2 separate regions of the Mus musculus genome follow, and region 1 is linked to region 2. Evidence: chromatin contacts called from ENCODE Hi-C data. All regions are on one chromosome and are shown on one strand. The core of a region is the stretch at or near the end of the contact, and the rest is flanking DNA. Distances in the headings are between cores, read along the strand shown.

Evidence for each region. Hi-C counts contacts between places; a loop is a spot of excess contacts on that map.
Region 1: a map of regulatory T cell shows a loop between it and region 2 (2.4-fold over the local background). The contact joins the enhancer-like site here to the promoter of Farsb in region 2. A Hi-C loop is called at or near these places in 1 of 37 maps with a recorded cell type or tissue (regulatory T cell).

Annotation. Positions count from the first base shown.
Region 1 is chr1:78,533,537-78,540,399 of GRCm38, forward strand. It overlaps Mogat1 (monoacylglycerol O-acyltransferase 1), which reads left to right. Exons shown (of 7, transcript NM_026713.3): 7 at 4,408-4,637. The coding sequence ends at 4,562. Among named protein-coding and RNA genes, the nearest start is that of Mogat1, 26 kb to the left of the region's middle. Within about 2 kb of position 4,306, at least 3 of the 3 ENCODE cell types and tissues checked have a DNase peak (open chromatin) inside an H3K27ac peak, as active enhancers do.
Region 2 is chr1:78,486,627-78,493,322 of GRCm38, forward strand. Farsb (phenylalanyl-tRNA synthetase, beta subunit) reads right to left here and starts at 2,271. Exons shown (of 17, transcript NM_011811.4): 1 at 2,159-2,271. The coding sequence starts at 2,216.

The sequences.
Region 1 (6,863 bases), core at 3,056-5,555, 49 kb after region 2:
AGGAGATTTAAAAAGGAAAGGCTAGTGTCATGAGGTCTCACAGAAGTGGGTTAGGAGACACATTTATATGCTGGGTTCACCAAAGACAAGCAGTTGCGGGAAAGTATCTAAAGTATACGTAGAGACTAAAGCCAGGAAAGCATAATTGTAACATAGTCTGCAAGGGATCTCTTGACTACTTCCCTGGTCTGCTGAAAAGAATTTTTTTTTTTTTCCTGATACAAGGAGAGCATCGCTTACATGGGAGTTTTAGTTCCTTCTCTCAGGAAGAAAAGGGAAAACCATAATGCCCTTCTCACATCACAAAACTATCCTCCGCCATGTTTTAAGTGTTGTTCGCTCAAAATTACCCATGAGCCAAAGTGGCAAACAACAAGGCATACTTATAGCACTTCAGTGCCCAGTACTGCGTGCTAACTGCTCAATGAAGGATCACAAGTGAGTGCCCGTGTGCTGTCACGCAGCAGAGTGCACATATGCATGCACACACACAGGCCATCCTTTGAACTTCCATCAGAGACTGGATCTGAACTCGGAGATCTTCCAGCTCCCAAGTTTATCCACAGCCACACCTGACCACATATGCCCACCTGTTCTTTCTCCAGTGGTACACCTTAAGGAGGGAGCTTCCTTCATGAGACTAGGAGAGTCTTGTTTGGTGTGTTGGTACAAGTTAATAATCCCAGTGCTTGAAAGAAGCTGAGGCAGTTTGAGGCTAGCCTGGGCTACTTAGTGAGTTCAAGGTCAGTTTGATTACACAGAGAATCTATGTCTAAAAGAAAAATTTTTAAAAAATCAGGGAGAGTTAAAAACTCTATGGAATCTTTCTACCTACAGACGAGCAGAATAAAGATGTTTCTAACTTGAAAGATCTGTTATTGCTGTGAACAGATACCACAACCAAGGCAACTCTTATAAAGTCAACATTTAATTGCAGCTGACTTACAGGTTCAGAGAGTCAGTCTGTTATCATCAAGATGGGAGCATGGCAGCATCCAGGCATTCATGGTGCAGGAGGAGCTGAGACTTCTACATCTTCATCTGAAGGCTGCTAGCAGAATACTGACTCCCAGTCAACTAGGAATAGGGTCTTAAAGCCCACACCCACAGTGACACACCTACTCCAACAGGGCCACACCTTCAAATACTGCCACTCCCTGGGCCAAGTATATTCAAATCACCACAATCGATTCTTTACTTCCCTGAGGGAAAAAAATGAGCATCCATGTCCAACCCTCCTAACTGCTGTCTGCACTGGCTCACGAAACTCCTTGTCCTCTAGCCTAGGTACCTGTTACACAGTGGTAGCTTGGACTTGAAGCAAGAGGGATCCTTGGACTGATTGTGCCCTCACTTCTTTCCCCATTCTCCGCCCCAGATAAACTTATCACAGGACGAGGAGATGAACCGGGCCGCTGTGGAGGCCACAGATAAGCAGCCGTACTGGGATAGCTGCACAGGATGGAGGGCTGCAGCCTCGCAGCAAGGCAGCCACCGTGCAATGAAAACATAGAATGTGCCAGGTTGGGGAGTTCCTCCATCTTTCTGAGACAGGGTTGTAGGCTTACATTAAAAACAAAAACAAACAAACAAACAAACAAACAAACCTACTTTAGGCCGGGCGTGGTGGTGCACGCCTTTAATCCTAGCACTCAGGAGGCAGAGGCAGAGGCAGGCGGATTTCTGAGTTCAAGGCCAGCCTGGTCTACAAAGTGAGTTCCAGGACAGCCAGGGCTATACAGAAAAACCCTTCTCGAAAAACAAAAACAAAAAACAAACAAACAAAACCCCCTACTTTAATAAGGGTTCTTAAATGCATTAACCTCCCTTTTAGCCCCTTCCCAATAGAGCTGTAGGAAAGGAAAGGTTAATAAGGCCAAAGAAAGCAAAAACTTCCTGCTTCGCAGGGCCTCACTCTGTAGCTCAGGTTGGCTTGGATCTGTGAGGGAGAGGCAGTGACGGCATCCTCCCTAGGTTGTTCACGCGATCTATCTAATAGCATCTGATAGACATCCGTAAGCCTTAACGCTTTTAATAAGGGTTCAGTCCAATTTCAAGAAGCAGGAGGCAAGCTGAAGCCACACGGGAGCTTGTTCCCATTGGTCCCACTGCTCCCATGTGGGTGGTTCTCGCCTCACAGCCGCTTGTTCCCATTGGTCCCACTGCTCCCAGGTAGGTGGTTCTCCCCTCACAGCCGCTAGATGAGCTTCCTTGAGTTTTGTAGTCTAAGTATGGTCTCGATGATGATCAAATTGTCCCTTTATTACCTCTAGCTTATCCCTAAAAAGCATTGAGCTTTTCTAACCTTCTAATCCAGTTAGGGGACAGCTTAGGAACTGGAGGAAGGGATGCTAGGCTTAAATATTAAGTTCCTGTGATTTGGAACTTTTAACATCTCAGAGGAAAGCAGGAAGGGCTATGCTCATCTTACAAGGAGAACATCTTATGATTACTTCAGTCGAAAGGGGTAGATTTGAGCTCCTGGGAGAAGCTGCTGAAATATAACGGAACTTAATAAGAAGGGACTTAGTTAGCTGTGGTGTCCTTCCTAGGGAAAGAAGCCCTAATTGAGAGGTTGAGAGGTCACAATTCCTATAACAGTAAGCTGTTTTTACTCTGCCTTAGACAGCAATGCCTCTCTCCACAGTCCCCACTTCACCGTCCCGTTGACCTCTCTCCCTGAGGTAGTCTCACTAAAAACTACAGCTATTTCTAAAAGACTACAAGTTTACTGGTCCGTCTGTGTACAGATTTCTCAGATTTCCTTCCTCAAAGGTCACAACTGCGAGGAAGCTTTATAGAACAAGTTGTATTCTCCCATCCCTTGCCCAGGAAACTTTAGGGCAGAGAGAAAACTAAGATGGGTCCAGCCTGCTCACTATGTAGCCAAGGTTGCCCGGGAACTCCCAGCCTTCCTGCCTTCACCTCCTGAGTGCTGAAACTACAGGTATGTGCCAGCACTGGCTTGTTTCCTCCAGTTCTCTCTAATGTGTGTCAAAGGACTGGTGTCTACTGTGCATAAATCAGACTTCGTAAAGATCGAAGGAAACTGCCCTCGAGTGTTTGGAGGCTCGGTCTAGTGAAACACTCAGCAATTAGGGAGTGTCAGTCCTTCCTTCTGTGCCTCTCAACTCCCATATTCATGGTCTTTATCACTTGCTGCCTCTTTATTCCTTCACGATTGCTTAGGTTTTTAAAAAATAACCACCTTCCATTACTGGCACAGGTTCGCTCTGTATGTAGCTTGAAGAAAGACAAAGGAACCCACCCCCACCCGACTCCCCTTTGCGTACTGCATCCCCCCACCCCCACCCCCCTACAGCGGCGCTCACAGTCCTCATGCCCAAGCGAATGACTTCAGAAGGAGTAGTTTGCTTCAAGGTTTGAAGTTAACCACCCGGCTCATCCTGGCCTTGGGCGCATAGCAACACCAGGCCAGCAGGGGGTGCAGTGTATACAGGCCGTCAAAGACTTGTATTTCTGAATTTCCAAATTCTGAGATTGTTATGTAAACGTCTTTTAAAATATGTACAGAAGCCGCCAGATTTATTTACAACCAATAGGTATTTTTGTAATTATACAGATGAAACAGATACTTTTGGGGGGGGGGAACATTCATACGATACAGGTAAAATAAATGTGCTGTTCCCCACCCCTGACCCAATCCCCAAAGGAAAATGTTGATCTTGCCAGGTTTTTCTTGTACACTGAAAATATTGGTGCACCTAGAAATTTATTTTTTTATAGATGGGATCACACTTCATTTTGCAACTTTTCTTAGACATTTTAGGCACTGTGTGTGCCACGTTATTTGTTATTTCTTTTTTTAAAAAAGATAGCTGCCTAAGATTCCGGTGAATAACTGGAATGTAGCTCAGCCTATGTAACTGTTTTCCTAATGAGCTGTGGTTGCTTTCAGTTTTGTGACTAGATGACTTTCTCGCACAGAGACTTCGCTGTAAGTAAGTGACATTTTCAATTGTTCTGAAAGATATTTTTTAAAAAGTCATAATAGAGGATGTCACGTGACCTGAACATTTCACAGTCAGTCACAATAAGAACCCTGTGGTCTTGCTTGTCAGCTGTGCCCAGGGGAGAATGAGAGTGACGTGGCTCGCAGCAACGCCTACTCTGCGCACAGCTGCAGTCGGCACAGCAGCGCATTTGACTCAGAAGTCAAACCACAGAATGACAGCTCAGTGTCTGCTGAGAAGGGAAACTCTTTATTTGTTGTCGAGTGGGATGGTGTGACTGAGGTAGGCAGCCAGTGAGCTGAGGAGAGGACTGGAGCCAGCGGGCTGGAGGGAAGCCGATTGGCAGCCCAGCGCTCAGCTGCCCACGGGAGACCCAGGCTGCGGGTGGAGTGGTGGCTGTCCTCAGGGATGACACGTGCTCTGTTTTCCACAGTTGGCCGCCCCATCCCTGTTCAGCAGACTCTGAACCCGACCTCAGAGCAGATTGAAGAGCTGCATCAGACATACCTAGAGGAGCTAAAGAAACTGTTCAATGAACACAAAGGGAAATATGGGATTCCGGAGCACGAAACTCTGGTATTTAAATAACCTCCTTCCTCCAAGGCATAAGAAAGGAAGGCAAGAAAGCATCGTTGAGAAAATAAATAAATAATTTCTCTGGTTTTTGTTTTGTTTTTGTTTTTTGTTTGTTTGTTTTGACTCTAGAATCAAGTTGCAGCTGAAAAGAATTAGTGGTGAAGACCACTGCTGTTATTTTATACTGTGATAAATAAAAATACAGGAAAATGGAGGTCTGGGGTTATGACCAAGTGGTACAATGCTTACCTACCATGGGTAAGGCTCCAAGGTTGGTTCATAACAGTGGAAAATAAAAATACACTAGATGATTATAGCACAGGATTGAAGATGACTAAGACTTAAAAATCTTCTGAATTTAGGGAGACTATATCATTCTTCAGGTTCCTAAAAGTCTTAGAATTACTCATGCGCTCAGAGCAAAAGCAAAATACCAACTTCAAAGCGCCTCTAGACACTAACTGAGCAATTCTGTGGCTTAGGGTGGTATCGTCACTGAGCAGGGCAGCTGTTGTTTGGCACAGCTGGATATTTAGAGACTGTGTAACTTGGCTTACAGAAAGCTGGAGAGACAGGGCTCTTACGTAAACAGAACATTTGTCACCGAATCATGTCAGTTGTATACTGGGTAACCTAGGTCTTTCAGGTCACATCAATGCATTTTTTTTCTTAAATCAGTGCAGAATTGTTTTGCCATTTTTGAAGCAGGATGAGTCTGCCACTTGGAATCCCATAGGAATGGCCAGAGTCGTTTCGCTTTACACTCAGAAATGGGTGTATTTGCAGTGGCAAGGCAAGTCTTTTTGGAAGATAGCATCGCCCTGTTTTAGGATGCATTGTAGGGTGCTGGAGATGTGGTATGCAACAGGAACACTTGTAATCTTCTCCCCCAAGAGCCTTTTCACTTAATACAGAGTCGGGGCTTCTCTGCTTGCTGGTCTCTCCCTGGTGCCTGGCACAGCTTGGGGCGATCCCAGGGCATAAAATATGTACTTGCCCAGTGGGTGGAACAAATAACATTGCTATAATGTGAAGCTTCTCCTAAAGCTATTCCATAGTAATAGGACCTGTTACAAGCCAGGACCCACAGGAAATGGGAACACTTCCTGCTCTCTAGTTGGCCCACACCAATAATTGACAATCCTACACACTGTCATAAGCTAGTCAGGTGTTGGCTATTTAGTCACTGAGCGGGAGACTGGCACTAAAACCAAGGACCTTTCCAAACCTTCTGCGCTACAGCTGCTTGTGATTAACTCCATCCAACCACAGGTCGCTCCTGTTAACAGGCTTCAAGTTCTCAAGTGTAAAGTCTGGAGAGAACCTGGAATGTGCTCAGTGCCATGCCAGGGCTGGAGAGATAGGCTTTCGAGGACAAGGACTTGAGCTGCAGTGACTAGAACATACAGAAACGCCAGGCACTGTGCTGTGTCCCTGGAATCCGACCCCTGAGGAGATCAAGGAAAGTGGACCACAGGAACTCACTGGCAGGGCAACCCAGTGAGAGACCTTGACTCAGAAAAGATGGCAGACAGCCCCTGTGGAAGGACAGCAGAGAGTGTCCTCTGGCTTCGTTGTGCGTGCCATAGCCATGCACATATGTCCCCATGCATATGTGTGTGCATGCATACATACTACACACACAAAAATCATGCTACACGACAGCAAGAGTGGGAAAGTGGTTCACATAGGGCAGCATGATCCTTCCCAGGTGCTCCACACGCGCCATCTGAGGATCTGTTGTCCCAAAGCTTTGAAATCCATCGTTTTGCCAAAGCAGAGCCTTTAAGTTATTAGAGACCCATGAATCCATCCTTTGAAGATGCTTTTCAAAAGCCTGGGATTGTGATTTCTTGATTTCACAGAGGAGTAAATTTTAATTCCATTTAGTGACGAGGCCAGGCTGATTGTCCATCACAGCTGGATTGCCCAGCTGGCAGCCGAAGTGCAGGCTTGGCAAAGCAGAGTTTGCAAATTGAAGAAAACATTCTCTCGTGAATTTATACAAAATTTTGATCTTAAAAAATGTTAGGCCTAAATGACTCGCAACTTGACATGTGGGAAACGTTATTTTCGATACCTATTATAGACGAGGGTGAACTTACCTCGTAACTTCTTAGGGTCTCCTGGAGACTTAATCAGGCCATGCCAGTGGTCTCTCGGATATTTAGCATAGCTGTAAGTACCACATGGATCTACAGATGGCAAATGGGGGTTTTGTAAGGAATCCATTACATGCAAATGCCACATCACTAGTGCAGTTTCACAGAGGTCTCTCCAGTTGTGAATGTTCCATCTACCATACAATCACAT
Region 2 (6,696 bases), core at 1,021-3,520:
AAAGTAAAACCATGAATAAGTCCCTACAATAAAATGGTAAACCTAAAAACCTGTGTGGCACACAGGTGGCTCTGACAGTACTTACTGTACCAAGCTAGAACAGGGCCCAGGCTGAAGAGCAATCAGAAACCAGTTCACAAGAAAATGAATATCAAAGAACAAACAAAAAGTAAGTAACAAGAACACAACTGAACAGAAAGGCAATCGCAAGGAGGATTAGGAAGACAGAGCTGCGCCAAGGGCAACAGGGGAAAGGAAATGCCCTGGGCAACAAAAACTGCCAAGAGAAATGGAAGGTGACGGCAGCTGGAAATGACAGTGGGGTTCAGATGGGCAGCAGCCCTAGAGGGCTCAATAAGGTGACATGTAAGAGCACAAAAAAAGAGAAAGAGGCAAACAAAAATGGAAAAAAACAAAAAAAAAAACAAAAAACAAATGACACCCACACTTCATTTGGAAACTACCTGTTCTGGTGAATAGCCTTTTCCAACTCCAACCACCACTGAGCTGACATTTAAAAAGATTTCAAGAAAGAAGGCAAGAGAAACAATGAAGATTAGTACTAACCCATCTGGTGTATACCTTAAATACCATCAATAGGTATGAAAGAATTTCAAAAGAGCCTACAGTTCACAGTCGGTGTGGGGAAACCAAGCTTGTTGGATCACTCACCATTTTAAAGTGGAAGGAAAAGGAAACAGCCAGGGAATGTATTAAAACATTATCTGATGATTGCGAGCAGGTCATAAGCCTCATTGTCTTTTAAAATTTGGACAATCTGGTACTTTTCCATAGATAAGGGTCTGACTAGGAACTGATTCCAAGTTGTTCATCTTGCCACACACCATCATATGAACTTCAGAGACAGTGACCACCAGGAGAGAGAATATGATTTAGAGTAACAGGGCAAGTGAGGTATATTAATAAGCTTACTATATAAGGGAAACTGGTTAGGAAATTAAAACCACATTCCAAAAGCAAAGCGATTTCCTGTTTCTAAGGCCTTGGTCACAACTATAATTGTATCACTTGGGAGACTGAGTCAGGAGGATTGCCACAAGTTTAGAGTCAGCCTGGACTTCAGAATAAGGTTCTGTCTCCAAAAGAACAACGACAAAATCCGACAAACACAGGGGGTGAGTAATATCTAAAGTCCATCCTTAGGAAAAAAAAATCTTAAAAGTTTACTTGTACGACATCAGTACTGTGGTGTTATGAACCTGCTCCATTTTGTCCTCTAATTTTGGCCTCTAATACTCAAAAACAAGGAGGCTCTCATAAAACACTCGCTCTGACCTTTATAGAAGCTGATAACTACAGGGTGAGGCTGATACCATTTCAACTTACTACATCTGTGTTGGAAATGATAATTTGACTAATATTTACCTCCCTTCCCCCCCCCCCCACAATGGTTTAGTTTTAGAACTGAGAAAGAGGGAAGTGTGTCATGAATGCTAAGCCCATAGAAGTGATTCCATTTAGGGGTCAAATCAATGTTAACTATCAAATGCTACCCCTGCACAAAACCTGGTTTCCTTTCCCAGAAACATTTAGCATGTCCAATAAACCGTTTTACTAACATCATGGTTTGTTATTTTTCTCATGTATGTGTCATGTGCACAGCTCTACTCCCAAACACTGCCTGACACACTTCTGGAGCCTGGTCAACACTAAAATAAAGCCAATGCCGGGCTTGGTGGCACACGCTTGTTATCCCAGCACTCAGAAACTGAGGCAAGAAGACCGACAGTTCGAAAACAGCCTGGGCTACATAGTGAGACCCGCATCTTTCTTAAACGTCTCCCCTTCGCTGTCAATCTGGTTCCACAGCCTACAGTTGTGATGGAACCCAGGGTACGTTTCCTCGTCTGTGTCCCGACACCAAAGTCCGTGCTGGGCACGGAGTTGGAGCTCGGTCTCTAAATGAATGACACGGAGAGCCCGACACGCGCTGATGATGCAACGGAGCCACCGCGGAGCTGGTTCCGAGAAGCTACTTCAGCGCAGCCGAGTCTCCTCGCCCAGCAGCGCGCCCCTGAGGACTCTGGCCGTGCCGGGCCAAACCCCACGTAGCGGCATGAACGCCGCCAGCACGTTCTTCTGCAGGGCGAGCAGACTTCCCCAGGCACCGAGCCCAAGCCACGGGGCGGGCACTCACTGTAGGTCCGGCCCAGGGCTTGGAAGAGCAGGTCTCGCTTTACGCTGACAGTCGGCATGGCGAGTCGTGGACACTGCGCCTGCGCCACATGCGGGGCCTCAGCGACCCTAGAGTGAAGGACCCGACGCTCCGCTCTTGGGCTGTCTCACGTGATGCCTGTCTAAATTCAACCATTTGCACATCCGTTTTCCAGCCGAATATAGGAAAACACCTCTCTCTGGATTATTTAACATAGTTCTGTTGTGACGATAACCAAAAAGTTTGGAAAATAGGTGTAATCGGGTGGAATTATCTCTATTTTGACAGGCAAGAGTGAGAACAGACCTCAGAGGCCTGGATGCTTCCCAAAGCCCTAGGGAAGATGCCAAGTTGGGTAGGCGGAGCGCTAGATTGGTGGGAAGGACTTCCAGGTAGAGAAGTCCGCCCAGAGGTATTTGAAAAGCAAGGTAAACGGATGCAAGACTTCCTGCAAAGAAGAATATGCAAATACTAATGGCAAGGTCTGTTAACAGGCCACATTTTTTTACTTTTTTGAGACAGGTTTCTCTGTCGCCTTGACTGTCCTGGAACTCGCACTATAGACTAGGCTGGCTTTGAACTCCGAGAACTTTTGAGATCCGTACCTCCCTAGTGCTGGGATTAAAGGCATGCGCCACCACTGCCGGGCTTTTACTTAATCCTTTAACCCTCTTGAAACTACAGATTTTATACCCGAGCCTTGTTCGAACGCAGCAGCAGCCCTGTGGGTAGGCGTTGTTAGAGACCGCAGGACTTTTCTGTCAGATGCTGTACTCAGCCTAAAAAGTGCACGAGCAGATTTGCTCCTTAGAATAACTCTGAGGGACAGTACGTCAAATCATGGGCCACTGAGATGTCAGGACTTAATCCCGTGTAGCCTGCAAATGCTACTTTATGTGGTATCAGAGCCTATGTGGAATAAGCTAAGGGTTTTGAGATGGAACTTAGCCTAGGTTATTAGGATGGGCCCTAAATGCAATTGACTGTAGACTCAATAAGCGGAAGGCAGTGATTCCAGTAAGGTCACTAAAAAAAATAAAGTCAGTAGTCTTCGAAACTGGAAGAGATAAGGAGGGAAATCTCTCCTAGCCTATTCAGCAGCCCCCAAAACACTTGGATTTGGGCCAGTGAAATTGCTTTTGGGTTTCTTGCCTCCAGAACTTGAATATAACAAAGTTCTGTTTCATCTCATTCATTATTCTTTATGATTTGAGATAAAGGCTCAACTCTATAGCTGAAGCAGTCCTGGAACTCATCCTGTAGCTCTGGATGGCCAGAAATTTTCAGAGTTTTAAGGTGTCCTGAAAGACAAGAATATAAGTTACCTCACCAGACTCAAGTTTCTGTTTGAAATCAAAAGTTTGTAGTACTTCCTTTCAGCAGCCATGAAAAAACAAATACATCAAAGCAGGAAGATAAAACAGCCATGGACTGTGGGACTCACCTAACCTGTAAGGCATAGCAGAAACATTGCTTCCTCAAGAGAAAATAAAGCAAGGACCAACACTGAGGAAGTGAGAACCCTTCACTTGAGGAAGCAGAACTGAGGCTAGACTTAGGCCATCATAACTCTTAATAAGTTTTCCACTGCACTAATTTCCACTTATGGCAAGTCCCACGTGTAGCTTTCTGACCCTAAATTCCAGTAAGTGGGCACTTACTGAGTTCACCAACTCAAATGCTCATCTCTCAGAAACATACAACTAACAGTATTTGGCTACTTATTAAGGGATCTATTAACTCAGGCATTTGACCATAACATTAACTCTCATACTTCATAAGAGGATTTAAAATGCCGCTTTGTTTCCCCTGATATGTCACTATAGGCGTGTTTTAAGAAATTATAGATGGATGTGGGAAACAAAGTAAATAATGCTATTTGGAGAGTAAACCAGAAATAGTTCTTAATATTTTACTTTTAAGGATTATTTCCCCATGGAGATTTACAAAGTTCCAGCCCAATTTAAATTATTTTTTCTATTGATTCTGGGGTTTAGGTTGTATTTTTTAAAAATCTTCCTCCACACATTTTTTAAAAACCATGTTTTCCTTTTTGAGTACATCAGTAGAATTCTTTTCCATTTAAATCTCAGATCTTTTTTGAGATTTGTTTTGGTTTTTGGAGCTAATGAACAAGCCAGTTTTATTTTATTTTCAAACAGCAATGCCAATACCATTTATTAAAAAGCTTTTTTCCCCATCCAGTTTGTAATATCACATATTAAATTTCCACATATATTTGGATCCACTGCCAGAGTGTCTGTTTCAATGCCAGCACCAAGCTCTTTTAATAATTATGGTGTCATTTTCCAAACCCCTCCTGGAAACCAGTTCCAAAGGCCAAAGAACCACATTGTCAAGTTTAGTTACAGCAGTGACCCTACTTCTCCAGTTACTTTTCCCATTGCTGTGACCAAAAACACCCGACGGAAATAATTCAAGGGGAAAAAAATTATTTTTGGCATCCTTTCAAAAGGTTCATTCAGTTGGTCACGGTGGGCAAGGCAAGGAGAGGCAGTTCACATCTCAGAGGGCCAGGCAGCAGGGCTGGAAATGTGGGTGCACCCTTAGCATTCCCCCTTCATGTTTTCATTCCATCCAGGCCTCTAGCCCATAGAATGGTGCCACCTACATGCAAGACAGATCGTTACCTCTCTGGACTCAGCCTTTACAAACACAGCCAGCTGTGTACCTCCCCAGCTTCTAGGTGTTCTAAATCCAGACAAGTTGGCAATGATAATAACTTTCATAAGCATGTTTTCTCTTTCATCATGAAACCTCAGTCTTGGAATTATTCTAAAGAAAAAACTGGTATCATTCTTTGTAATATAGAAAAAAAAATGAAACAGCTGAAACATCTAACATGGCTTGGTTAAAGTGTTTCGATACAACCCAGTAGGAACATTAAAAGCCATGTAGCAGGCCAGGGATTCAGCTTCCTGGTAGGGTGTTTATCCAGCATGCATCACATCTTTGGATTCATGTCCAACACCCCAAAGTAAAATATAAATCAAAAGAATGTTGACTGTGGTGGTAGTTAGTGTTAATTTTCAACTTGACAGAATCTCCGACCACCTGGGAGATGGGCCCCTGAGCATGCCTTTGAAGGATTATATTGATCGTGATGTGAAAGGACGCATCATAATTATGGTTGGGACTCTTGCCTCGGCAGGGGATTCTAGAATTCATCCCTGTCTAGTTCTTGATTAGGGATGTGGTATGAGAAGCTGCTTCAAGCTCTTGCTGCCTTGACGTCCCTCTTTGAGGACTGTACCTTGAGCAGTAAACTAAAATATGTTTCCCTTACGTAGCGTTTTCAGAGTATTTCATCACAGCAGCAGGGGAAACGCACACATTATGTATGCATATAATGTTGTGAGATCTTTTTTGAGAAAGAGAGAGTTACTCTGTGTGACTGGAATTATATAAACCAGGCAGGACAGGAGCTCTCAGAGATCCTTCTGCCTCTGCCTCCCAAGAACAAGGATCAACGACGTATGCCACCACAGCCTATGTGTGCTGTGGAAATTTTAACAGGAAAAGACTTTTCAACAAATAATATGAAAATGAAATTATTGTATATGCTTAAAATGATTAATTTTGCTCAGTTGAGTGTCTAAATTGTGTAAATATGAATGGAGGGTATGAATAAAGACAACAATGTACAATATACATCTAAGTGTTATAGCTATCTCTAGGTGGTTCAACTATTTTCTTCATTATATATTTTATAGTTTATAAAACTATAATTAATAATCATTGCTTTTATTATAAAGAAGTGTCATTTTGAAACACAATATTGGTTGAACTGGAGAGATGGCTCAGTGGTTAAGAGCACTGACTGCTCTTCCAGAAGTCCTGAATTCAATTTCCAGAAACCACATGGTGGCTCACAACCATCTGTAATGGGCAGCCTATTCCCTCTTCTGGTGTGTCTGAAGACAGCAACAGTGTACCCACATACATGAAATAAATAAAAAATCTTGGGAAGACCCACTTCCAAGTGCTCTAACATAACCAGGATCATAGGATCAGAGGTGAAGAGGACACAACATCTGCCCCATCACTGGAAGTAACTGGGACCAGTGAGACCCAGGCACCCAAGAACTCGGCCCAACCAGTGGCACGGGTTCCTTCCAGTCTGAGCTGGTGCCCTGAGCAGAACTTGGGCATGAGCTCCACAACCAGTCCCACAACACCCAGAAAAAACTCCACCCCCAGGTACTCTAACATGCCCAGGTCCACTGGACCCCAGGAGCTTGGTCACACGGTATCTCAGGCTCCCAGAAGCAGCTTGACTCCCAGGAGCTCTGACACACCCAGGATCTCAGGATCACAGAATCACAGGATCATAGAGGCAGCTGAACTCCAAGGAGTTCTGACACAACCAGGATCACAGGAAGGACAGGCTCCAGTCAGATATATCGAGGGCAGGTAGCACTAGAGATAATAAGACGGTGGGAGGCAAGCGTAAGAACACAAGCGACAGAAACCAAGGTTACCTGGCATCATCAGATCCC